2 separate regions of the Mus musculus genome follow, and region 1 is linked to region 2. A link is a loop called in an ENCODE intact Hi-C map of the cell type or tissue named here. Cell type or tissue: gastrocnemius. All regions are shown on one strand. Links, peaks and the distances in the headings refer to the core of each region. The heading gives the core; the rest is flanking DNA.

Region 1 (12,228 bases), core at 5,216-9,215, 59 kb before region 2:
TCTCCGGAGTGGGAGCCACACTGTAGAAGGACCACTGGAGCCCAGGCAGAGACAAGGCTGGGCTCTCAGGGAAGGCAGCTAGATGCTGCCATGGAAACCTAGATGCTAAAACAGCAATAAAGCATCAAGGAGCAATGCCAGTTCTCAGGAGGCTGAGGTGTGGGGGTCGTGAGTTCTAGGTCAGCCTGAGCTACAGAACAAAACTCTGCCTCCTCTCAAAACAGCAGCAGCAGCAGCAGCAGCAGCAGCAGCAGCAGCAGCAGCATTAACAAAAGCATGCAGCTTACGGTCAAAGCCGTCAGACCGAGAACAGGAACTTGACAGTGTGGCTCACTCTGGTGATGTTGAGGTTCCTGTCATGGAGGGGTGCAGACATTAAAGCTTTAGGAAAGAGTGTTAAATCCCAGTGCCTAGAAAGTGTGCTCTGCAGGTGATGCTGAGGCAGGTGATACAGAAGCATGCTCTGAGGACCTGCCCACCTCTGCCTCCAGCCCAAATGCTCGGCTTCCGGCTTCCAGCTTTCTTCTCAGGCCTGCAGGGCTTCTCCAGAAGTCCGGGAGGCATCGGTGCACTTGGGGTTCTCATGACTCCTTTCTCTTCCTCAGGGATTGTAGCATACCCTTGGTGGTGGGCAGGCCACCCTAGCTAAGCACGGTGGCAGGCCCACCAGGTGCTTCTGTGAGCCATACTGCCCTCTACTGTCCCGAGTCTCCACTAGTGTTGAAATCAAGAGCAGGATTTGATGGGTGGGGTGGGTGGGGTCACAGTCTGCTGGGGAAGGGAGAAAGGTCTAAATGGGGGTCCCCAAAAGGCCCAATGGATGGTATATATTGCCCCAATAAGACATGTATATGAAGTCTTCAGAGGGGAACCATTGCCTGAAGCATGGGACCCCCATTCCAACCGTTCCCTGGTCAGTTTGGGTGGATTTGGACAGAGCTGAGCCCTATGCAGGGCCTGGGGAGGTCATGCTTAAGATCTCCAGGGCAGGGGGCAGCCCAGCCAACTCCGCTAAAGCCCAACTCTATCCAAGGTGCTCTGGCAGGGGCTCGGTACCACTGAGCCTTGATGTTCCTACCCATGGACCAATCCCAGTGCGTGGGGAAGATGTACACCTGGCAGAGGTGAGTGGCTGGGGGCAGTGTTATTCCCTGTTCTCATGGATGCTCATGGGCCAAGCATCGTGAGGTGGTACAAGGGCAGATGGGTTCCATCAAGCCGCAGCGGCAGCAGCTTGGCAAGCAGAAGTATACAACGGAGTGGAGAGTTGGAAGAGGGACCAGAGGGAGAGATGAAGGGTGTCCTGCCTGCAGGGCACCGGGGTGAGGAGGCAGACCATGGTGACCTGAGGCTATCTTGAAGGGAGGAATGTGCCAGGCAGGGTTGAATGGAGCCGGAGTGGCTTAGCAAGCAGGCTCCTGGGCACGTGATGGTGACTGAAGCAGTGCTATGGTGTCGGCTGCACACGAGGAGCTGACATGGGTGGTTTACTTTGGAGACACAGGCAGAGGCTCATAGTGACTGACCTTGGGGTCTGTGACTAGGGACCAACTGCAGGCCATAGAGTGAGGGGCAGGAGGGTTAGGCAAGAGCTGGTGATCTGTAGAGCCCTATAGCTAAGGAACAGGGTAGACTGAGCAGGGTTGGGCTTCCGACAGTGGGACCAGGGAAAGACCCTGTCCCTCCTGCATGGTAAAGGCAAGGGAGGGCAGACTGCTCTGCCAAGGTGGAGAAAGGAGTTTATGGAGTGACTGAGGCCAGAGGCCAGGCCTTGGGCATGAGCATCAGGAAGGTGGAAGGATGCATGGCATTCTGGGAAGGGCCCTTAAGAGGAGACCAGGAGGGATGCTCCAGACTGGGCAGGCCTGTGAATGGACTCTCAGGAACATTTATTCTTGTGTAAACCCAGGTCCATCAGCAGGCCGCCTCAGAAGGCTGCAGGAGAGGTGGACTGGCCGACAGGGCCCGGGTCCTTGGGGTATGGTATTTTCAGGGCTCTCTGTCAGCTTCTACAGCTGCCGGTTAAGACTTACAGAGTTGGAGAACAGCCATGTTCACACCTTCTCAGGGGACCAAGCAGAGAGGCCAAAGCAATGGCTAGACTGCCATTGCTTTGGTTCTGCCAGACGTGGCCTACAGCCGGCCAGCCACGGACTACAGGGGGTATACCCAGGCCCAACTCTGTAGTCATAAGTACCCACCCCTGTTGTGACGGGAGGGGCACTTTGGGACTTGGTCCTCTTTCTCGAAGACTCAGCAAGAACAAGGTTTCACTCTCTCTAGTAGTCTGCAATTGGATGCACTTTCTGGCAGGGCAGCGGGTGAGCTAGAGGCAGAGGAAAAGAACTCTGCAGGGGCGGTTGAATCCCTGGAGCGGGCTAAGTCCTGGAGGAAACGGTGGGGTGCCCTTTGCAGGGCCGCACAAGCTGGGGTATGGAATGAGGCCCACTAGATCTAAGACAACAGGCTGGGCCTCCAGCGAATTTATCACACCGAATGTCTTTATTAAGTGTCAAGGGTCCTGGTGGTGCGGCCCCACAGGCTCACTTTACGTGCTCGGCGGCGTGAGAAGAGCAGTAATACTTCTTGTGCGCGATGAAAGTGGACAGGCTGCTGAACCTGATGTTGCACAGGCGGCAGTAGCGGTGGCCGCCACCACCACCCGGCGCAGGAGCAGGAGCTGGCGGGCCCTTGCTGGGTGTCCGAGCGCCTTGATCTGCTGGGTCAGAAGGCGTATTCTCGGGAGCAGGGGAAGGAGAGCGTGGTGCGCGGCCGTCGGGGCTGTCGCGCGGAGCACGCTCGGCAGGTGTGCGGGGCTCAGCGCCCGGGCTGGCCGCTGGCTTGGCCACCTGCAGGCCGTGTGCCTGGCGCAAATGCTCAACCAGGTCGCCGCGAACGCGCCCGTTGGGCGGGCAGTAGGGGCAGAGGGCAGTGGTGCGCAAAGGCGCGGCGGGGCATGAGTACTTCTTGTGAGCCAGGTAAGCTTCGAGGCTGTGGAAGCTTACGCGACATGCGGTACACTCGTGGTAGTCGGCCAGCGCGGGCAGAGCTGTTGGTGCATCCGGGCTCTGGCGACGCGGCCGCTTGCTCAGGTCTATGGGGCCGTCGGGGACCGGGCTCGGAGAGAGCGCGGGGGCAGGGCCGGCGCTGGCGCTCCCAGGTCTCGGAGAAGAGGGCAGCTCCGCAGTGGGGGAGGGTACAACTGGCACAGGGGCGGGGCCTGCGGCTGGGGGCGGGGCGCCAGCTGCGGGCAGCTCGTACAGCTTGCGACGCCGGCGCGTGCGCACGGGTGGCGCTGTCAGCGCAGGAGCCGCGGGTCCCGGTGCGGTCGTGGGTGCGGGTGGCCGGCGCGGCGGCGGGTCGTGGCGCGAGGCGCAGTAGTAGCGCTTGTGCACAGTGTAGGTTTCGTGGCGGCTAAACCGGATGTTGCAGGCCTCGCACAGCGTGCGGCTCGGATCGTCCTCTGCGTCGTCTACGGAGCTGCCCGGGCTCTGGCTGCCCTCGCTGCCCCGGCCCGCGGCCTCGGCCTCCGGAGTAGTCGTGCCACTCGCCTCTTCCTCTCGTGGCCCGGGCCCCGGCGACGAGCGTGACGGGTCTGGCTCTGCGGCGGCACCTGCGGGCGCGCGGGCCGGGCCGGTGGCCGCTTTGGGTCTGCGCACAGTGGGCGGGTCCTCGGGCGCGCGGCGGCCCGAGCAGTAGAGGCGCTTGTGCACATAGAAGTTGTTGATATTGTTAAAGGTGATCTCGCACTCAAAGCACGTGGCACCCTTAGTCCCCGAGAAGAGGCCAGTGGGTGTTCCCGCTGCGCCGGAGCTCCCTGCACCCTGCTGTAGCCGGTTGTGCACCAACTCGGACATCTTGGCCAGGATCTCCGAGGCCTGTGGCGCCGTAGGGACGGTGGTTGTGCCCGCGTCCGGACTGAACACATATTGTGGCAGAAAGAGTGTCCCGGCCATTGTTAGCTCTCCCGGCCCTGGGCTAGAGCCAGGCGTGGGGCTGGACAGTTCTGTCTTCACCCTGACTGGATTGGGGCTGTGTGGTGAAGGTGTCCGAGACGGAGCCTGGGGACCTGGCTCTCCCGGACCGGAGGCACGGGTGGCTTCAGGCTCCTCTGCAGCCTCCACCTTGATGGTCCTGGGGGCTGCAGGGGACTCACTGCTGCCCCCATTTTGGGGGGGCACTCTGGTCTCTCCGTTGGTGACTTCGGCCTTACTGTCCAGTCCTGAGGATGGGGTGGGTGCCTTGTCAGCGGGAACCAGGGGGCTGTGCATCAGCGAGTGCTGTTGAAAGCCTGCCAGGCTGTCTACAAGAACACAGGGCTGCATGTCAGGCCCAGGGCAGGCCCTAGGTAGGATGTGGTAGGCAGAAGGGATTGGGGTTCTAGGGTTGACAAGGACACCATGTGATGCCTATGGACAGGCCCCTCCCCCCTTCACTTATCCAAGGGCCAGTGAGGCTCCAGTATGGCTGCTTACCTGGAGGAAGTTTGGCTGCTGGGTGTCCAGCCCCTGGTGAGTAGATCTCACCCTTGGAGCCTGGCTGGCACACCATGTGGTTTGTCACCAGGTGACTGTAGAGGATGTCCCTTGTGGTGGATATGAAGCCACAGTTGTGACAGACACCTGTAGGCCACACTGTTGTGGTCAGGTTCCTGGGGCTCAGGTTTAGCCCCAGAGACCCCATCCCGGCCCCCTCCAGCACACCTACCGCTGAGCGTGTCTGTGTGCACCTTGAGATGGCGTTCACAGTTGGCCTTGGTGGTGAAGGCCGACAGGCAGATGAGGCACACGAAGGGGCGCTCTCCTGGAACACAGAGATGGATCCCAGTGACAAGGAAGGAACACTGGCCCTTTTAGTTCGCATCAGTCATATGCCGCCCAGCGTCAAGTACACACCCAGCCTTTTATTAAGTGTGCATATAGCCACAGGTAAGCCTTGCGCTAGGCTGTGGAGGGACGGGGAACTGCATAGCACATGGTGGCAGAGCAAGCTTTCCTGACCACCAGTCCAGTGCAGGGCCTGGCTTGGCCAGGGCAGGCACGGGGCACTCACCACTGTGGCTGCGCATGTGGATCTCCAGCGAGCTGGCGCTGGGGCAGCTCTTTCGGCACTGGGGGAAGGGGCAGACACGCTCATTGGGGTAGGTCTCTTTGGGTTTCTCTTCCGTCGCCGAGACAGGAGAGCCTGCACGCTGGCGGCTGGCACAGTAGTAGAGCAGGTGGGCTTGCAGGTTCCGCTCACTACGGTACCAGATCCCGCAGTCTTTGCAGGGGAAGACGTCCTCTGGTAGGGGTACAAGTGGGGGTGAGGTACTGACTGGATGAGGAAGGGCCTGGCCTTGACAGCTCCAGGCTGAGGTACTGGCTTTTGGTGGCTTAGCTCTCCTTTCATTGTGTCCCTGAAGGCCCCGTCTAATCGTAGGACCCACCCAGGCACTGGGGATTCTCCTGTCCCTGCACAGGGGACATGAGGACTCAGCTCCTACTGCTGCCTTTAGGCATATATTACACCCATGCCTGCCACCACCTTCTCTTTCTACTTCTCAGGGGGCCCGCACCAGGTCCCTTGGGGCTGAGCCCTTCCTATGGTAGCAGGCCATGTACAATCTAGCACTCGGGTCACTCTGCATCAGCTGGGTACTGTCCTTCAGTTCAGTGTCTTACTGGAGCATAATTTATCCCCTGCCCCCCCCTCCCCGTGTGTGTAAACTGGACCTTTTGCATGCTGACCACCCCCCCCCCCAGGATCTGCCCTAACCTTTGACTTGAGTGTCAACCAAAGTCTGCCCCTGGGAGTCACATACTTACTGTTGATGACTGCGGTAGCAAGGATGGATGCCATGCCAGCCTGCTGGGGCAGCAGCTGGATGTCGGTGTGCACTGGGGCCAAGCCTCCAGGTTCTACTGGTTCCTGCACAGGGTGTCTGGGAGCACCATGGGGCTCGGTGACAAGGCGCACATATAGCAGTCCACCAGAAGGCACCACTTTGGTAACCCTGCACCAGAGGGCGTCATCTGTAGGGTACAGGCACTTGTGATGATCCTGGGCCTTTAATGGGGGTGCTTCCCTTTGTCTCCCACCCTGGGGCCCTGCTGTATGGCCAGGGATGACTGAGTCTGGGCAAAAGGCAGGAAGTGGCTGCATTCAGGCTCACGTTCGTGGCTGGCTGGATTTGTGGTGTGCTATCCTGTGTCTGAGGCAAGGATTGGGGGAGCTTACATCTCCAGTAAAAGGGTAGACATGGGCAGGGATATATGAGGGGGTTGTATGTAATCACTATCACTTGGCTGGGGTAGAGGGGTGTCCTAACGCATTGGGCTCCAGAACAGGCAGGTTTTCAATCTGTTGGGCATGGGCCTGGTGCTGTTCCCACAGTAGCCTGTAGAGGGCAGCCTCAATCCACAAAAACCCAGGTGTCCTGGGCCAGCAGTTCTGCCACATGGCCTGGAACCCTGTGAGCTGTGAGTAGGGACACTTCTGGCCTCAGTCTCAAGCCAGTGGCCACTCCCAGCAGAAAGTGGGAAAAGAAAAGGGAGTATGTATGTTCTAAGGTGGCAGTAGGAGCTGAGCTGCAGGGTAGAGCCTGTGTAAGTCCCATTATGGGCCAAGTGATACAGGAAAAATCAAGCGACAATGTCCACAGGATTCCTGTGGTCACTGTGACCCTGTCTGCAGGCCCCACCCAGATCAGGTCATGTTTATCAGTATCATCCCTATAAGGGCCTCTGTCTTCTGTGGATGGCACACTTGGGCAGAACTGTGTTGTAGAAGCCTATGGGCAGGTCAGTCCTGGTGGTGCAAGCACATGGCTGACGGCTTGCCAACATCCAATCTGGTGTTGGGGCGTGTTCCTTTCTAGTGCAGGCTGCCTTCAGTGGTCCCCGGAAGCTCTTCTTGCTCAGTCTCCCCCTAAGCCCACGTAGAGAAGCAGAGCTCTCAGTGGCTGTGGAGGGCCCAGGGTGGCCCCTCTAGCCCTTGTGTTCAGTGGCTGTGGAGGGCCCAGGGTGGTCCCTCTAGCTCTTGTGTTCAGTGGCTGTGGAGGGCCCAGGGTGGCCCCTCTAGCCCTTGTGTTCAGTGGCTGTGGAGGGCCCAGGGTGGCCCCTCTAGCCCTTGTGTTCAGTGGCTGTGGAGGGCCCAGGGTGGCCCCTCTAGCCCTTGTGTTCAGTGGCTGTGGAGGGCCCAGGGTGGCCCCTCTAGCCCTTGTGTTCAGTGGCTGTGGAGGGCCCAGGGTGGTCCCTCTAGCTCTTGTGTTCAGTGGCTGTGGAGGGCCCAGGGTGGTCCCTCTAGCTCTTGTGTTCAGGGGCTGGCTGTAGAGGGCCCAGGGTGGTCCCTCTAGCTCTTGTGTCAGTGGTTATGATTCGCATGGGATTGCAGCTCCAAAGGTTGTCCATCATCCTCTCAGATGGGGTTCAGGGTGCTCTCTCAGGCAGTTTGATTGTTACCCAGATAAGCTGGTGTCCCTTTAAGAGCTGGACCAGTCAGAACCAAGTGACCCTGCCTTCTGAAAGACCTTAGCGGGGAGGGAGGCAGGCATGAGATACAGACCCTTCCTGTAGATCTCTGAGTTGGCGGCTTCTTCAGTTAGGACCTGGGGCAGCATCCTTAGCCAGCAGCTCTCATCCACCATCAGGGTCACAGCTGGGCCCTAGAGAAGAGTGGAGATGGGAAAGGCTCAGTCTATATAGGATGCCGAGTGGGGGGCTTTGCTCTGTTGTGTAGTGGTGGTCAGCAGCCTGGTAGCTCATAGCAGTAGGACTTGTGTAGTTCAAACACTATGATAACTGGAGGCATGGCAGGGAGCTGTGCATTCCCAGGCTATGCATTGGTCTCTGTTGGGAACAAAGGTCTAGAGCTGTCAAGCACTGAATCTATAGAGCCTGCTGATGTGTGTTCTCTTTCTGTGACAGCAGAGCTGCTGGCACCAAGGGTATGGCCCATACCACGCAACTGCTAGATTCCTGCAAGGAACTGAGAAAGGGAGGGAGGGAGGGAGAGAGGGAGAGAGGGAGGGAGAGAGGGAGAGAGGGAGAGAGGGAGAGCACGAGCCCATGTCTCTGTACAGTAGAGCTTTCCTTTCTGGTGCAGGGTGGAACTTTTGGCCCTGTCCGTTCATTGAGAGCACTGTCCTTCTCCTGAGATTGGCTGCCCCAACCCAAGACAGCTGTGTTGCCAGGGAGCGAGGGGTAGTGGGTAGCTGAGGCTCTGTGCCCTCTTCCCCATCATATGGGCCAGGGAACTGAGACAGAATAAAGGGGAGGGGGTTGGGGTTAGAAGTTCCAGCCTAGGGCTGTGCCACACACTTCCTCTGCAGCTCCATCTGAACCTGGAAGGGAAGAGCTCTGGGCTCAGCCCCCCAGGGCCACCAAAGCTGCTTGCTTCCTGCCCCCTGCACCCTGGCTCTCAGCCCAGCAGCAGAGGAAGTAAGTGTACGTGGCCATGTCTCTGTGCAGCCCAGGCTGGAAGGCTGGGCTGGGATTTGGTCTCCGGTGGAGGATGAGACACAGCCAGTGGAAGGCAGGGACAGCAGAGGCCCAGTCCTGTCTATCCTTGGAGGGTGGGGTGGGTGACTGCTGCCACTTGGGCACCTCCCTGTTCGCTGAGCTTACTTAGCCCCTGGACTAAGCCACTCGGGCACTATGTGTAAAGGCAGAGCAGGCCTGTGTATCATCCTGTCGGCCATTCGCTGTTTGATTCAAATAAATGCCTTTCACTCAGAAACCTGCACCCCAGGAACTCTTAACCCAAAGCTTAGAGCCCCTGCTCACTCCCGGCTCCTAAGAACCGCTGCGGTGGTCATGGCAATGAGCTCACTGGGTAAGGAAGATGACCAACAGGCTGGAACAGGAGGAGAAACAGGCTGCTGACTGTAAGGGGAACTGCCAGGACAGTGCTTGGCACTCCTGGGTCCCCTTGTGTGTGATGCCCACATAGGCTCTGGGGCCAAACGTCAGGGTTCAGGTCTGACCTTTCTCCTGTGACCCCTGTGGACCAACTCTTTACAGATCGCATTCACATGGCATATACAGAGCCAACAAGATAAGGCCTACTAGCTGGGAACTCCCAGTGACCCATGAGGTCATGACAGCCCAGCCCGGTGGCTTCCACGTCACCTGCCTGCTGCCACGTGGCTTGCCATGGAGCAGGGAGTGGAGATAAGCTGGTTCTGAAGGGGAGCCCTGGAGTCCTAGCAGGTAACACCTGCACCTCTGGCTTCAGTTTCCTGTATGCCAGCACGGTGAGGCCCACATGACAAAGTTGCTGTCAGGATAGGGGAAGGAATCCCCTTCCTTGTCCTGCCACCATCTCAGGGCGGTGGGAGAGCTGGGGGCTAGGGAGGCTGTGCCCTTCTCTGTGGGCCTTTCTGCCCTGGGCACAGATGAATGTGAGGATACAGGAAGCCCTAGAGCTGTGTATACTGGCCACGGCTGCTTACTTATGCTCTGCTTGAAGGATAACATGAACAGTAAGGCATCTCTGGACCTAGGTATTGCCTTGCACCCTGGACCTTGCTGGCAGTTGCCACACGTCCACTGAGGGAGTGCATTCTACCCAAGAGCCTGCTTCAGATCGGCTGGCTTCCGTCAGGAGGTGGCTCCCAGGGATGCAGGGGGTAGGTGAGCTTTCAAGGTCACAGTTGGATAGCACAGAGTAAGCAGCAGACGGGTGTGGGCAGCCACACAGGGGGCCTCTGACTCTCACAGGCTAGCTGTTCCTGGCCCCAGCAGATGGCTGTCAGTGAGGTGGCTGGGTCTGGCCCTCCCTGCCTCAGCCTTCCACTACTCTAATGAATATTAATGAGCGGAGGAGGGTGAGAAAATTAATCTGCCTGATCCTCTGATGGGTGCTGTGGTAACGATATGAAATCTAATTATTCGTCCCAATATTTCTAAACCCTCAAACTGAGACTGACAGCCTCGCGGTCGGTTTAACGCTTATCGCTCTCCGGAGCAGCGTGTTCACCGCATGATAAAAACACGAGCGCGCACACGCACGCCACTTTGCTGACGCTGCACAAGCTGCTCTTTCTGTGGCAGTCCCAGTGCATGGAACACCATACCGCACCCCCTTGCAGCACTGTGGCATGGGGTGCATGCAACCTTGGGGAGCAGTGCTAGGAGGGAGCAGTGGTTGCTGTCCAGCACATCAAGTCCCCAGGGAAATGGGCCATGAGTTCCTGGCTGCCCCAAAACAGAGGTCCTGCGCCTCCATGCAGGTCCCTTCTCTGTTTCCGTGTGTGTGTGTGTGTGTGTGTGTGTGTGTGTGTGTGTGTGTGTGTGTGTGTGTGAATGTCATTGCCCTGCATCAGGATAGGTTGGGGCTTGGGACAGGGCTTTGTGGTCACTCTTCTCCCTGTCTGGGTCTCTCAGGTAGGCCTCGGAGGAGGAGTTCAGCTCCCGGCCCCCGGCTCCTCTGTTCAGGTGTGTCTAGGTCAGAGAAGAGCCCTGGCATCTGTCCCACTCGCTGCCCCTCCAGCCATCATTTGTCTCTCCCTCCTGGCTCCAACTCTCCCTCCCCCCAGCCCTGGATGACATCAGCCACTTTAAATTCTCCTGTGGATCTGAGCCTGCTCCTGTTCCCCCAACAAAGAGGTCAGTGTCCGACTCTGCGGGCTGATAACCATCAGAAACCATCAGAAACCATCTCTGAGACGACTTTATCTGCGGCTGTTCCCAAATCTTGCTGCTCATAAAGCCGTTTTCAGGGAAGGTGAGCCCTCTCAGGTGGGCAGCTTGCTCCAAAAATGGTATCCCACACTGCTGCCTGGGCTTCAGGTCCCCATATGCTGGGGACTAGTGCTGGGGCCTGTGGTCACAGGGTGACTCTAATTAGGCCCTCTCTCCTGCTGATCCACCCTCCTTCCACAGTGATAACAGCCTATGGCTCCTCTCTTTTCCCCAGATGCCCATCGCCCACTTCATAGGTGTAGGGTTGAGGCTCACCGAGAATACACGCTGTGTACACAGGATTAGAACCAAAGTCTAAGAAGCTCTGCCCACCCCACTGTCACTGCTCATCCATGTACTCGCCCCTCAGTCCCTGAAGGCCAGCTCTGTGCCAAGGGCTAGAGACACAGTACATAGTAAAGGGGAAGGAGCAGGGCCTTTGAAGGGCCAGGGACAACAGGGGACAAGGGACCAGCAAGAGTGAGCTTGGGTTCATGTTAACTGCATTTCGTGTTGGGAGGAGAGCAAGGACGATGCTGGCCATCTCAGGCAGAGAAATGAGGGCAGAGATCACCTGCGGGGAGAGTCACAGGCGCATGGCTCATGCCATCCCTGCCAGCCATCCCTCTGTGTAGGGTGGGCCCTGCTGCTCACCTCCTGGCCCCAGCCTTTTACCTCAGGGTGGCTTTGGGGCCCAAAGATGGAGCTAGCTGCAGGCAGGTCTGAGGCCATAGCTGCTGCAGCTCAGGAGCAGATGGAGGAGCCTGAGGAGGGGTGGGAGCCTAGGATATTTTTTAAGCTTCTCCCTTAGCTGACGGGGAAACCAAAGATGGAGAAGAAGGGGGCTCAGGCCCCCACAAAGCCAAGAGCAAACCTAGACTGGGCCTGGTGACTGAGCCAAATGACACTCCTGACTGTCCCAGTCTCTATGGACTGGGCAGAATGGTGGCTTCACAGATGTCACCAGAATTGTGAGAGTGATCTTATTTAGAGAAAGGGTCTTTGCATATTTCATATGAAAATATGAAATCACCTGGAACAGGGTAGCCCAAATAACAAATGACATAAAAAAGAGAAGGTACAAGGGGAGATGGAGCCACATGAAGACCAAGAGTCCTGGGGCCACCAGACGCCTCAGGCAGCTCTGCCTCAAAGAGCACAGGACCTACTCTGCCCCTTAGGATAGTGGCCTCTGTCTTCAGCTATGACAGAGTGTACAGGGTGTGGCACTCGGGGTACATCTATGCCTGCTGTCAGGTTACAGCAGACAGCCACTTTCCAGCTGAGGTTTCTCAGGCTGGGCTGCTGTCTCTTTAAGGCGGGGCTTGGAATGCTTCCCCAGGCCAGTGAAGCAGGGCTCAAACTATATTTCACATCTGGGTAGAACAGCAGTGGGCACAGCTGGGCTGCATGCCCTGGAGAGGAGATGCCTTTCCTGGGTACCCTCCCTCCCTTGTTACACAAAGATGGGGATGGAAACCAAACTTCCCCAGCACTCCCTCAAGTCCCAGTAAGGTGAGTTTGGGCTAGCCTAGGCTCCCTCACTCCATCCCCAGATGAGAGG
Region 2 (12,228 bases), core at 3,855-7,854:
TCCCACTGTGGACCCCAATTTTCCTGCCTCTGTCTACTGGGAGTGGCAAGTTCATGACCAGAGCCAGCAGGGAAACAGGATCGATTCAGCTAAGGGCCTTATAGCCCTTAGATTCTTTGTGGAGCAGGAGGACTCTGCTCAGGGCAGGGAAGCCCTGCTGTGATTGCAGGGACTCCTGCTCTTCTGGGGACCCAAGGCTTAGTAGCAAATCCTCTGAAGATTTGCTGAGAGGCGTGAAGGCTGCCAGCACCTACTCTGGGCACACAGCATGGGTGCCACTGTCAGCACTTTTGGAGCCCCCTTCAGAACTGTCCTGGGTTTTCTCCTGGGACCCTGTGTAGGTCTCAATGGGTGACGAGGCATCTTCCAGGCAGAAAGCAGCAGGGTGTTCCTAGGTATAGGTCTAACTGCCCTTCTGTGGTTTTGAAGGGCAGGACCTTGGAAAGGACTCCACAGACCTCAGTCCCTGTCCCCGGGGGCTCTAGGTTTATGTCTTGTCTGGCTGTGGTTCCACTGCCCTATGGTTGAGTCCATGCCTGGTGGGCATGCTCTGTGATGGTTCACCCCCTGCAATGGCTTTTGGATGATGACCGGGAGACTGATGCTAGATCTTGAAGGAGAAAGAGGATGCCGGGGCTGGAGATGCACTGATATGGAAGCTGCACTGATATGGAAGCTGGGAGGCTCGTGCATGGAGCTATTGCTACCTGATGCCAAAATACACGTGAGGCATGAGGCCGTGGCTGGAGATCAGGGCTACAGGACGACTGTACGCCCCGATTCCTCTGTCCCTTCCAAACCTCACTGGCTCCCGCAGCTACCTAGTCTCAGTGGCCTCAACTCCCGGTGGCTCAGACTCTGCGACTGGGCTTTCACCACATCTCCTCCTGACCTGCCTCACTAGCATCCTGACTGCTGCCCCCAGCTCCCCGAGAGTCATGATGCTAGCTACACCAACACTTGTCTTAGCTGGGTGATGTGGTACATGCCATTGCTATGGAGGCTGAGGCAGGAGGATTGCTGTGAGTGAGATCCTTCTCAAGGCCCTACATGTGGCCACTGGGCCTTTGTATTAGTTGCTCGGGTACTGTGGGCACCCTTCCCTCCCATTGCCTGGCCCTCCCTGTTCACTTTTCAGGAGGGAAATCCCTGTTCCTCTCCGCTCCAGCTTGTAAGGCAGCTGCAGGCAGGCCCTCAGCACTAGGGGCTTCATCATCTCTCACTGTCAGTGGCAAGGAGGGGGCATCATGGTGGCATCATGGCACCAGCCTCCGTGCCTGTCCGTGCCTTAGCATAACAGTTTCTGAAGGAGGAACTGATACAATTACCGTTTGTCTTGTCAGGTGGATAAATGGAGGCTCAGAGAGGTGAAGTCACTTGCCTGGAGCCACACAGCAGGTAAGAGCAGAGCAGGACTCCCTCTGGAAAATGCCCTGTCTTAGAATGGATGTTGAATGCTGTTTTGGGGAAGAGGCTCAGGTCTTTCCCTACCCCCTGCCTGGGTCAGGCCTCTCTTTCTTCCTCTACTGTCAGTCATCCCAGGCCCTGAAGACACCAGGCAGCCCTGCTAAGGGCCATCCTGACATTTGTCACCACCAGCTCTGTGAAGGGTTTAATTAACTTCCTGTCTCAATAGAGGATAATGAGTTTTCAACACCATGTGACTCCCCGAGGAGGTCAAATGGCAGCCAGGATGTCAAAATAAATTAAGTTAGGAACTGGGAGGCCACTGAAGGAGGCAGGTCTATAGAGAGCTCCCCCATCTGGCTGGCTGTCTAGGCTGTGTGTGCTTCTGGCCTGTTTTTCCTGGCTTTGACTGGCTCTGGGGAGAGGGCTCAGGCAGGTCCTTGTCCCTGTTCTCAGCCACCAAAGATGTCAGAAGACAACACCATCTGAAGAAAGAGCTGGCTCGGGACATTTGCACAAGCCCTTCCACCTGGCCTCCAGGGTCAATGTACACAGCCAAGGTCTCTAGCAAGCGTGCCCTGACAGTCAGCCACCACAGGCTTATGCCTAGATGCTGCCGACTTTGGATACGGTGGGCATCAGCCAAGATCCGCCCTTCGTGTTGCTTCTCATGTGACTTTAATCTGCCCTCCGGGCAAGGGTGTGGCCAGAAACACATCCTCCCTTGGACACCACCTCGAGGTCAGGAGAACATGTCACTGGCACGACCTGCTTCCTTCTGCACATTCACCACGCCTCATCTGTGTCACCTCACAGGTCCCCGGCTTCTACCCCGCCTCCGTTCCTCCTTCCCTTCCTTCTCCCCACAAAAGGCGATGGGCCAGGTTGGCGTACTGAGATGAGGCGGTGAACCTCAGACATCCGTCACCGCTGTGCAGGCTGGAGAAAGAGGGAGATGGTGGACGGGAACAATGAGTGTCTGGGATACAGGGGAAGGTCAGACGCAGCGGGTGGCAGAGGACAGAATGAGACTGTAAGGTGGCAGTGGGCTGTGGACAGTCCTGGAAGGTTAGACGCTGGTTCTGTGGGAACCCTGGAAGGCTAAACACAGTGGGTGGGTGTAGACTACACAGGAAGGATAGGTGTCCTGGGAAGTCAAGAAGGAGGAAACGCCATGGGGTGCTGGGGGGATACCGAGTCTCCCCTTAAAGCCTATGTTAGAGCTTTTTCTCTCACATGTTCAGGGGTACTGAGACCTTCTCAAGCTATGGTCCAGTAGATGCTGTTCGATCACTGGGATGTGCAATTGAAGGGACAGGGAGTCCCTATACCCTCCTGGGCTCTCTCCACTCCTAATAACATGTGAAGTTTGCTTTTCCTATGATCTCTGACCATGGATGCTAGCTCCTTCACCCACTACCCTCCAGAAGTGGGTAGATGCAGGTGCTTGCCCACCCTCAACCTCCAGAGCTATGAGTTCATTGGAACCTTTCTCTCTGTCTGCTTGGTTGCCTCTGGCATTGTGTTGTAGTAACTGCAAAGCTGACTCAGAGGCGGTCCTCAGTATAGCTGTGGCTCGGGGAGGCTGGTGATAAAATGACCAGAATGGGACTGGAGGTAAGGGAGGCGACTGATATCTGGGGGCGGAGGGAGGTGTAGGCTGAGCAGGCCTCACTCCTAGCCCTCACCCAGATCTCCTAGGCTCACCCATGTTCTGGCCACAAGACCTGCTTCGGCCAATGGGGAGTCAGCAAGGATGTTGCATGTGCAAGCTTTTTAAACCCTTGGGTAATATTAGGCTGGCCTGAGGCTAATGTCACTAGGAAGCTTGCTTAGGCCTTCAACCATCACAGCGCCTCAGCTGACTGTGACTGCTGGAGTGAGGGAGGTGGAGTAGGGAGACAGGGCCAGGCTCTGCTCAGTCAGCACCCATGTGGAATCCTGTATTCAGCTTTGGCTGCTGGGGTAGGAGTTCCTGGGCAGTCGTCATGCATGGGTGGGTACTCAGCGGCTACAGATGAAGGCTGGGAGGAGCCTTTCTGGACGTCCAGGGCCAGCAGCCATAATCTAGGCATGGGAGCCTATGGTGTGAGGAACTCAGATCAAGACCAGTGGTAGCCAGAGAGGAAGGTCATGTGCTATGGCTCCCATGGTTGCTGATGACAAGATGCTGGGGGAACACACTGTTATTTTTAAGCAGAATTTAAGGTGATGCAGAAGAATCAAAAAGGGCAGACAGACAGAGAGACAGACAGACAGACAGACAGACAAACACACACACACACACACACACAGAGAGAGAGAGAGAGAGAGAGAGAGAGAGAGAGCTTCACACTGGGGTGTGTATCCAAGATGTAGTCATGTGGTCCTTGGAGGAGTCCTTGGTGCAAGTGAAAGGCAAGATTCTCTGGGTGGCTGCAGGCATAGGCAGAGTCCCCGTGTCCCCAGGGCTCCGCCAACCCTCAGCCATGCTCAGGTGGAGGGAGGTCTGCCTGGCAGCCATAGCTGTCCTGGGTAAACAGTGGACAGTCTGTTTGGAACAGGACCTCAATGGCAATGCTAGACCCACAGTCGTCCTCGTGGGGCTCAGCAGGGTTGGAGCAAGGAGACGAGCATCACCTGGGTGGACCTCTAGCCCTCTCTTGGCTGCAGCTACTGTGTGCCATCCTTCCCCCACTTCCATATTGGAGCACGGGTAGCCTTTGTCTTATGTCCTGCTCTACACCGTGAGAGGGACCCCATTCTGGTCTGCTGGGGACTATGGAAGCTGTGTGTGATGTCACTTTGCAGCCTGCAGTAGGAGCACAGAGCAGTGTGGATCACCTCTGTGCCCCCCCCTAAGCTCCCCCTTCCTCCCCCCACCCCTGCTGTTTCCTCTGCTTTGTCTTATCAGTGACTGCTTGTCATGGGGGCAAGGTTTGGTGGTGGAGTCCACACTGTTCTGTGCCAGCCAGCTTCCGCCTGGAGTCGGGGCTGAGGAGAAAGCTATGAATGCCAGCCAGGGTAGCGGGATGTGTGTTGAGCATGATGTCCGCTTGGGGCCAGAGGAGACAGGCAAGTCTTGCCACTATCAACAGTGTGGGCAAGCTCTATGCTCTCCTCCTAGGGACCCAGAAACATCACGGGGGGAGGTGTCCTGAAAAATGGAGACTGAGGCTGTGCCGCTTATCCATTCCCAGGCAAACCCTGGGCCTAGGTGGACTACCCCTGTTGCCTTTCCCTGCCTCCACGGAGCTGGAGACCAGTGAGTGACCTTGACCTTTTACCCTCAAGGCTGTGCCAACAGTCGGGGAGGCAGACAGTGTCCTGTGTGAAAGTGGCCTGTGACCTTGGGTTCCCTTGCAAACGGAGAGGGCAGCAGTATGGATCTCATTGTGTCTGATGCCCCACCCCCAGGGTATTGGGGACCGTCCCTTGAGGCCCATCCTAGCTCACTCATCTCTGATGCTGGAGGTTGAATGGATATGTGTGCCACAACTCGGTCTGCCTGGCCATGTACCATGGACAAGTGTGTGTTTTCCTGTGGGCTCTGGAATCTACCAGCCCCAATGCCTCATGGGAACACCACAAGGGACCCAGCCATGGGCACCTAGCACTACGCTGTCCCCTCGTATACCCAGGCAGCATCTATTCCACTAAATGTGCCTTTTTGGAGCCTGCCTTTTGTTACCCTATTGTGTGTGAGGGTGCGTGTGTATTTGAAGGTCAGAAGACATGGGAGTTGGCTTTCTCCTTCTGCCTTTTTGTGGGTTCTACACTAAGCGCCTTTACCCACAGAGCCACCATCTTGCCTGCCCAATGCCGGGCTTTCAGTTCTCCCCATACTGGCCACACTTTCCTACGCCCAGGAGCACAGATTCTGTAAGGCTCTGCAGCAAGCCAAGGAAAGGTAGCATCCGAAGCAGCCTGAGGGGAGCAGAGGAAGCTCTGAGTGAAAGCAGAGCCCTGTCAACGACCCTAGTCTCAGACCCAGAGGGAGATGGCAAAGCCTGCTCTCCTGGTCCATGTGTGGGCGTTGATAGTGTGTGCAGAAAATGGACACCGTGGATGTCTACAGCCTGAAGACGGCTCCCTGTAGAGACTGTGCCTACCCAGATTAGCAAACCCAGCCTCCTCCATCCAGCTGCACACGGTAAACCCCGCCCCCTGTTCAGCTGTATTCAATAACTCTCTCTGTTCAGCTCTATACAATAAACATGCCGTGCTTCCTGGGTGCTCTGTTTCTCCATCAGAGAATGCAGTCCACCTGAGCCAAGCTCTGTCTGTGTGGCTGGCTATGCTGCCTGGTCCCCAGGTGAAACTGGAAGTTTCTACCTGTCCCCTGTCTTCCATCTCACTATGGGCATGGTCATCTCTCCTCCCCTCCTCCGTAGTCAGGCTGAGATAGGTCCTGCCTAAGGTCAAGGAAAAGGTTTGTGGCCCCAATGATTCCCAGGGCTGGGACCCTTCTGGGTAACTCGCTGTTTCTTGGCTCTCAGTGTGCTCCGCAGGGAAACTTACCCATGGCTCCTTCAGTGTCAGGCCCTTGCCTCCCAGATACACCCCAGATGGCTTACATCAAAGTACTTTCCAGGTGGGCAGTGAGGATCTGGAATATATGTCCTGAAGGCTGAGCAGGTGTGCTTTCAGAGAGCGCCTATACATGTGTGAACATTAATCAGTGTGGGCCCCATGAGCTGACAGGGTCCCTGACTGTGTTTGGAGAGCCCTAGTTCTGTCTGCTGCACTTTGAGGCGCCTCCAGGGCTGCATCTGCACACAGGTGGCAAGTCAGGCTCCCCGTTTGAGTAGATGCTGCCACCTGGTGGTCAGGCTGGGGTTATGCCCTCTGTGTGTCTACTGGTCACAGGATGGCCTGGGAGTGGGGAAGAGGGAGCATAGGAGTAAGGGGGGATATGAACAGAGGCTCGGCTTACTCCCGTCAAACTCTGAACATAGCCTAGATGGCTCCAAGAAATTGCCCTCAGAGTCCCCTCTTAAGGGCGTGTGAGCCTGCAGAGTTCCGCCAGTCTGTGACACATGACACATGACACTCAACCCTAGTCTGAGGCGTTGGAGCTGTTGCTAACCACAGTACTCCCAGACTCCTGCTCAGAGGAAAGGACAGGGCAGGACAGTGGACCTGGTTGGCCCATTGGGTCTTCATTTTGAGTCTATCAAACCTTTTCTAAGGCCCAGATCAGACAGTCACTCCCCTGAGCTTCCCAGCCCCAACACTAAGGAGTGAGGGCCTTGTATAGTCAAACCCCTCCCCTCCCTTTCTGGCCTGGCTTCTGCCACCTTGCCCACTTCCCTATTTCCCTAAATCCATCTTAGACAATTCCTATCCCCTGGGAACCTGGTTGAAGTGTCCCCACAGCTTTGGCTTGGCTTATAGCACACAATGACCCTGGGGTACAACAGACAGAACAAATGTTGCCTGGGCCACATCGGGGCTCTGGTGAGAAGTGGGAGCGAGGACAGATGCTACATAGCCACGGGGCTTCTGCGAAAATAGTGGGAATATATTTGAAAAGACAAATTAGCTGTAGCTTTTACAGTACAACCTGGGGGGGGGGCTGCCCACGTCTTTATCCATTGGAAGGAGGCATTCTGAAAGACCCCAGCACCTTCTATGGAGGCAGTTTGGGCCTGATTTGGTCTTGTTTAAAATGTCAAAATAAAACCTTTTGACACTCACATTGCACCAAAGCTAAAAAACAAAAACAAGAACAAAAATACAAAAAACAAGAAAACCCCAAAAAGCCAACAAACTACACAACAAAGTAAGGCAGGAATCTCTAAGACTCCTAGGAGGAATGGGAAACCTCTCCCTCTGCCCACTTTGATACACAACGCTATATCAGGCAGGTGTGCAGTTGGCAGGCTTGTGCCAGTGCACAGACCAGACCCACAGCCCAGCCTGGGGGGTCCCTTCACTGCTGGGACCCTGGGCTGGAGCTCAACTGGGGAGACCGGTGGATGAGGCTCTCTCTTGAGTCCTGGGCTGCAGCCTCTCTGGCTAGGTCTCCCCACTCTAATCATCCCGTGGTTCAAAGAAGACCAGGGAGCCTGTATTCACATTACAGCACGGGAGTAGCACCAGAGCCTTTGGACCAGGCTTTCTGGGACCTAGAGTTGGAGCCCCATGGGGAAAGAAGGCACTAGGAAGGGGCCGTAGGGCTGAGGGACCCACAGGATGCTGGCCATGAAGGGCCTTCTTGCATTCCCTATAGGAACCCAGTTCCAGGGGTGGGGGGTGGGGTGGGGTGGGGACAAGGTGCTGCAGAGATCAGCAGTGCAGCTGGAGGCCAGCGCGATTTTGTGGTTGCGGGTGGGGGAGGGTGGTCCTGTCATGCTGTCAAAGACCAGGTGGCTCAGAAATGGCCCAAGTAGACAGCATGGCCCTCTCCCATGACACTTTGGAATTTTAACAATGGCAGCAGAAAAGGCAGCTGCCACTGTGTGCTTCCCTGCTAAGAGACGGGGAACCCTGTGCAAACCCTCAAACACAAGCTTTACAGCACGAGACACCTGGCCAACAGGGTGTGGTGGCGGTGATGGGATGCAACCTGCTCTCTTCAAGTACTTGACACTAGGGAAGCAGGTGATCCCTGGGCGGTAGAGACCGGTCCTTCCCAGCCTTCCAGCCAAAGCCCTGTTCTCAGGCCTCGAATCTGGAAACTCAGGTGCAGAGAAACAGGCAGTGGGTCTACCAGGGAGCTGTCTCCAATGCTGGAGGCCAGACAGAAGCCCATCAGCCGGGCACCCACGCATCCTCTCTTTTGGGTCACTGGGAACTGTCCTTCTTCAGAGGGATTCTGAAGCTGGTCAGCTTCTGCCCAAACAGCTGACTGAGGAGGTCGCTCTGGGCTTCTGCAGTCCGGCGGTCTCGGGGCTCCATAGGCGCAACACCACTGACATGGAGAGCTCTGACCCTTTTGTAGGGCCTGGACAGGGCTCTTGCCTGGGGCAAAGAGCCCTTTTCTGAAGTGTGGCCTGGATCCCCTTTCCGCTGTGCTGATGGCTGTGGCCTTGCCCTGCTGCTCTGGCCACTGGGTCTCGACTTGACAGGGGGAACTCGGCTGGGAGTTGCTTGCTTTCGGGGGGCCCTGGATGACTTGTCGGGGGCCAAGGGGGCTTTCCCAGTGTTTCCCACGCTTCCATGTCTGCCCAGTCCCAGGGCCTGGCCCTTCCTTTGTCTTCCATGGCTTTCTCTTTTCTCCCTGGGACTTGAATGCACTTGGACCCCCTGATGAACAGCGTCCCCAGGCCCTCTGGTGCTACCCTTGGTGTGGGCTCGAGGTGGGGGCTGGTCCGGGGTGGAGCTCGCCCAGCTAGGACAGCTGGGCTCAGTAGGGGTGGAGGCCATCTCACTTTGGAGCTGCCCACTGGTTGGCTGGGGCTGGCTGCCACCCCCTGTCTGAGTGCCAGGCTGGAGCCCTCCACTGCTCTGAGGGGTGCCTCGCAGTTTACCTTTAGAAGTGTTGGGCTTTACCCTGTCCTCAGGACTCAAGACCAGCTCTGCGGCTGGGATCCCCATCCCTCCTGGTTTTCGGGGTGGTGCTGGTGGCTTCAGTGCTTTTTTGGTGGGCTCTGCTGCTCTGTGATGGGAGGTACTTGAGTAGGCTCCTGGTTTGGTGGCATTGCCCTTCTGGGAGGGACCCTCTATTCTCCCCTCAGGTGCCATGTGGTGTGTGGTCACTAGCCTCTCCTGGAGCTGAGAGGGGTGCCCTGGGGAACACCCAGGGGCACACTTGTCTCCGTTGCCTGGACTCTTGTGTTTTCCTGGGAACAGGTGAAGGGCCCTCTTTTCCCCTACCAGAGCCTGCCATTTACATGGCTCAAGGCTTCCCAAGGAAGCCTCGTGTTCTGGTTTCTCCAGGGTTCTGTTCAGCTTGCAGCAGCCGCCTGTACCTTCAGCTGAGGCAGCTGAGAAAGGAGACAGAGACGGAGGTGGAAGATCCTGGCCACTCAGTGGTAGGTTGTTCCCCCTGGGTGAGTGGTCTGCCTGGTCCACAGGGTTCTCTTGAGAACTGGGCTGGTCCAGGATGAGGCTAGGCGCTAGGGGCAGTGCAGGAAGGGACACCTCACTTGGTGTAGGGCTGGTTGTGGAGGGGATTCTGTCAGTGCTGAGCTCAGGGGGACTGAAGGGCGCCATCAGCCTGTTCTGCTTGCTGGGTAGCACATCCTGGGAGACACGGGTCTTCCTCCTAGGAACCCCTGGCCGCTTAACACTCCGGAGTGTGAAGGGCTGCAGGTCGCAACTCAGGTGCTTGCCCATGTGCCTGTCGAATTGCTCCTTCTTTGCAAAGGTGTAGTTGCAGGAGCTGCAGACAAAGGACCTCCTGATGACGTGCATGACATTGGCGCAGAGCTCACAGGCATAGAGAGGCACGTGTGGGAGCTCCTTCTCCTCTGTCACCCCGTGGGTCAGGCCCAGGTGTACCTTCAGCTCCCAGGGCTCAGGGTAGACCTGCGGGCACCGGGGACACAGGTAGACGCGCTGTGGGCTGTGCACCGCCAGGTGGCGCTGCAGCTTGAAGGGCTTGGGGAACTGCTTCCCACAGTGGTGGCAGTCACGGGAGGGGTCCTTGCAGTCCTCGTGCACTGGTACAGCTTGGAGCGGGGACTCGCCGTGGGACCAAGGGTCTGGGGACGGGGCGGGGGGCGTCTTGGCAGAGTCAGAGCAGGTGGCAGAACTGCTGGTCAGAACGGATAGGCTGCCTCCTTCGGCGCCATCTTGGCTGGGGGTGACCGAGGCACGTGCCTTGCGCTTCATCCTTCTTGGGGTTTTCTTTCCAGCGTCTCCTTCCTGCTCTGATGGCTCCCTACTGTCTTTGCCGATCGAGCGCTTGGTCCTCTGGGGTTTGGATGCTCGCTCCACAATGGTGTTCAGGAAGTGCGTGAGGGCGCTTTCCCCTTCCAAGCACCCGGGCAGGTCTCCTAAGGCTCGCCGCGCCTGGCCATTTCGGGCAAAGCGGGCTGCGTGCTCCCGAAGGTGCTGGTTGTACATCCAGACATCAGCCACCTCCTTCAGGCACATGCCACAGGCCCACGGCCCTGCTTTGCCCTGCACGTGCTTCTCCCACAAGTGCTCCCGTAGAAGCTCCCGGGAACTGAATCTGCGCTCCACGCACAGGTAGCAAGTTGGGGGCGGCGAGGGGCTGTGCGACAGCTTATGGAGATCCAGCTCGCCCAGGCTATGGAACCGCTGGAAGCACACCCTGCACTTGTAGGAGGCCCTCTTGCCCTTCACCCGCAGGTCTCTGCCTTTGGCTCGTCTGGCCCGGGCAGTTCCCTCCATTCTTTTGTCTGGAGGGCCTTGTGAATTTGCTGTGACCTGGAAGTCTAGGGCGCCTGGGTTAGAGAGTTCAACAAGGTCACTACAGGGTCTCAGAAAGCACAGGTCTTGTATCTCCAGCTGGGTGCTGAGAGCCTCAAAGTCCTTAACGTAAAGTGGGGGCAGGCTGGCATTTCCAGGAGGCCTGTTGTCATGTTCCCTTTCTAGGTTAGGGGGTTCCGGGCTCATGTCTCCAACAGAAGAGGCTGTCTCACAGGCTGGGCTACAGTGTTCCAGGTCCCGCCAGGCTGCTGGGACCATGTGCAGCTGCGGGATGGGCTCTGACCATTCATCTTGGTTCTCCATCAAGCAGGAAGGCTTCTCCTCCACGCAGCTGGTTTGCCTGTCGGATTCCAGGGCCCACAGGCTGAGGCTGGGGGTCCATGGGTCAAGGCCAGGTGTCTTATTGCTTAGAAGGCCATCGAGGAGGAGGGACTCGGGCAAACTCATGACTTCATCATCCCACACATCCTCTTCCTCTCGGGACAGGCAGAGAGAGCCCGAGTCACTGAGATCGGTAGGCAGGCGCGTGGAGCCGAGTGAGACACTGTTTATCACCTCAGCGATGGGCTCCTTCGGTGATGGGCACTTTGGCCTTTGGCAGCGCTTCCCATAGACTCGTAGGTTCTTCTGAGTGAGGCGGCCATCCAGGGGGAAGAGCCGAGAGAAGGAGATGTCATCATCGAACAAGTCTGGAGGGTCCCTTTGCTCTGGGCTGGGGGCGCCATCCGACCCGTGGACTTCATTCTGGGTTTCCGGGTCTTTGATAGGTCCCTGGGGGTAGCTACTGATGGTGTTGTCCACTTCAGAACTGTGTGTCCTGTCAGGTAAGTCAGGTGTCCCTTTCCCAGTGCCCTCATCGGACCTGCCTTTGACTCCTGTGTGGTCCTCTGTAGGCTGGCTCTCAATAGCCCGTGAAGGTTCTCCACTAATGTCCGATGCCGTGGCCTCTTCTGGTCCCCAGAACCACTGTGTCCAGGTGGCCTTCTGTTCCACCGGATGCTCCTTCTCTATCGTCCCTTGACAGACCGGATGCTCTTGGGGGGCCTTCTGTGCTGGTACCTCCTCTGTACACAGGGCCCCTGGACCAACGTCTTCAGCATCTTCCAGTGCTCTGGGTCCTCCTGTGGAGGATGGAGGTGGAGGCCTGACAGCTGGCCTGCATCCTCCCTCAGGCGAGAGGCTCAGGGGGATGAGAGGATGGCCACAGGCGGTTGGTAGGTCTGAAGTCACGTGGGTAGTGCCTCCGGGACCATGCTTCTGCCTCCTTGCCCTCAGCTTTACCCCTTTCCTGTTAGGTTTCCTCTCTGGGTGGCTGGGGGAATCGGCAGGCTGTCCACCTTGCCTCTTGCCCCTCACTTCTGTCTGGTCAGGATGGAGCTGGTTTGTTCCCCATCTGTCTGCTCTCCTTGGTTTTGAGGCAGGAACCTCTGCACTCTCTCCTTGCTCACTGAGGCCTAGGGTGGGTGGGTGCTGGCTGAGGGGAGTGTCTAGTGTCCC

What was found. Peaks named below come from ENCODE experiments on the same cell type or tissue, not always from the same donor. Only the 100,000 strongest peaks of a DNase experiment are listed, where the experiment ranks them.
Region 1: a loop joins it to region 2, with 12 times the contacts of the local background. A loop is called at or near these places in 38 of 42 quality-filtered maps.

Annotation. Positions count from the first base shown.
Region 1 is chr8:122,327,507-122,339,734 of GRCm38, reverse strand. Zfpm1 (zinc finger protein, multitype 1) reads right to left here. Exons shown (of 10, transcript NM_009569.4): 5 at 7,546-7,645; 6 at 5,808-6,014; 7 at 5,053-5,283; 8 at 4,708-4,803; 9 at 4,476-4,622; 10 at 1,873-4,303. The coding sequence ends at 2,544. Among named protein-coding and RNA genes, the nearest start is that of Gm46056, 11 kb to the left of the region's middle. RefSeq lists an enhancer at 9,774-10,064. In gastrocnemius, for the core only: no CTCF peak of the experiment used is centred there; DNase peaks (open chromatin) are centred at 6,392, 6,804 and 8,408; H3K27ac peaks cover 1,105 bases.
Region 2 is chr8:122,267,312-122,279,539 of GRCm38, reverse strand. Zfp469 (zinc finger protein 469) reads right to left here. Exons shown (of 3, transcript NM_001362883.1): 3 at 6,890-12,228. The coding sequence ends at 8,176. Gm39269 (a long non-coding RNA gene) reads left to right here. Exons shown (of 3, transcript XR_879285.3): 2 at 1,344-1,398; 3 at 1,864-5,662. Among named protein-coding and RNA genes, the nearest start is that of Zfpm1, 8.7 kb to the left of the region's middle. In gastrocnemius, for the core only: a CTCF peak has its summit at 6,220 (motif pointing left); a DNase peak (open chromatin) is centred at 6,200.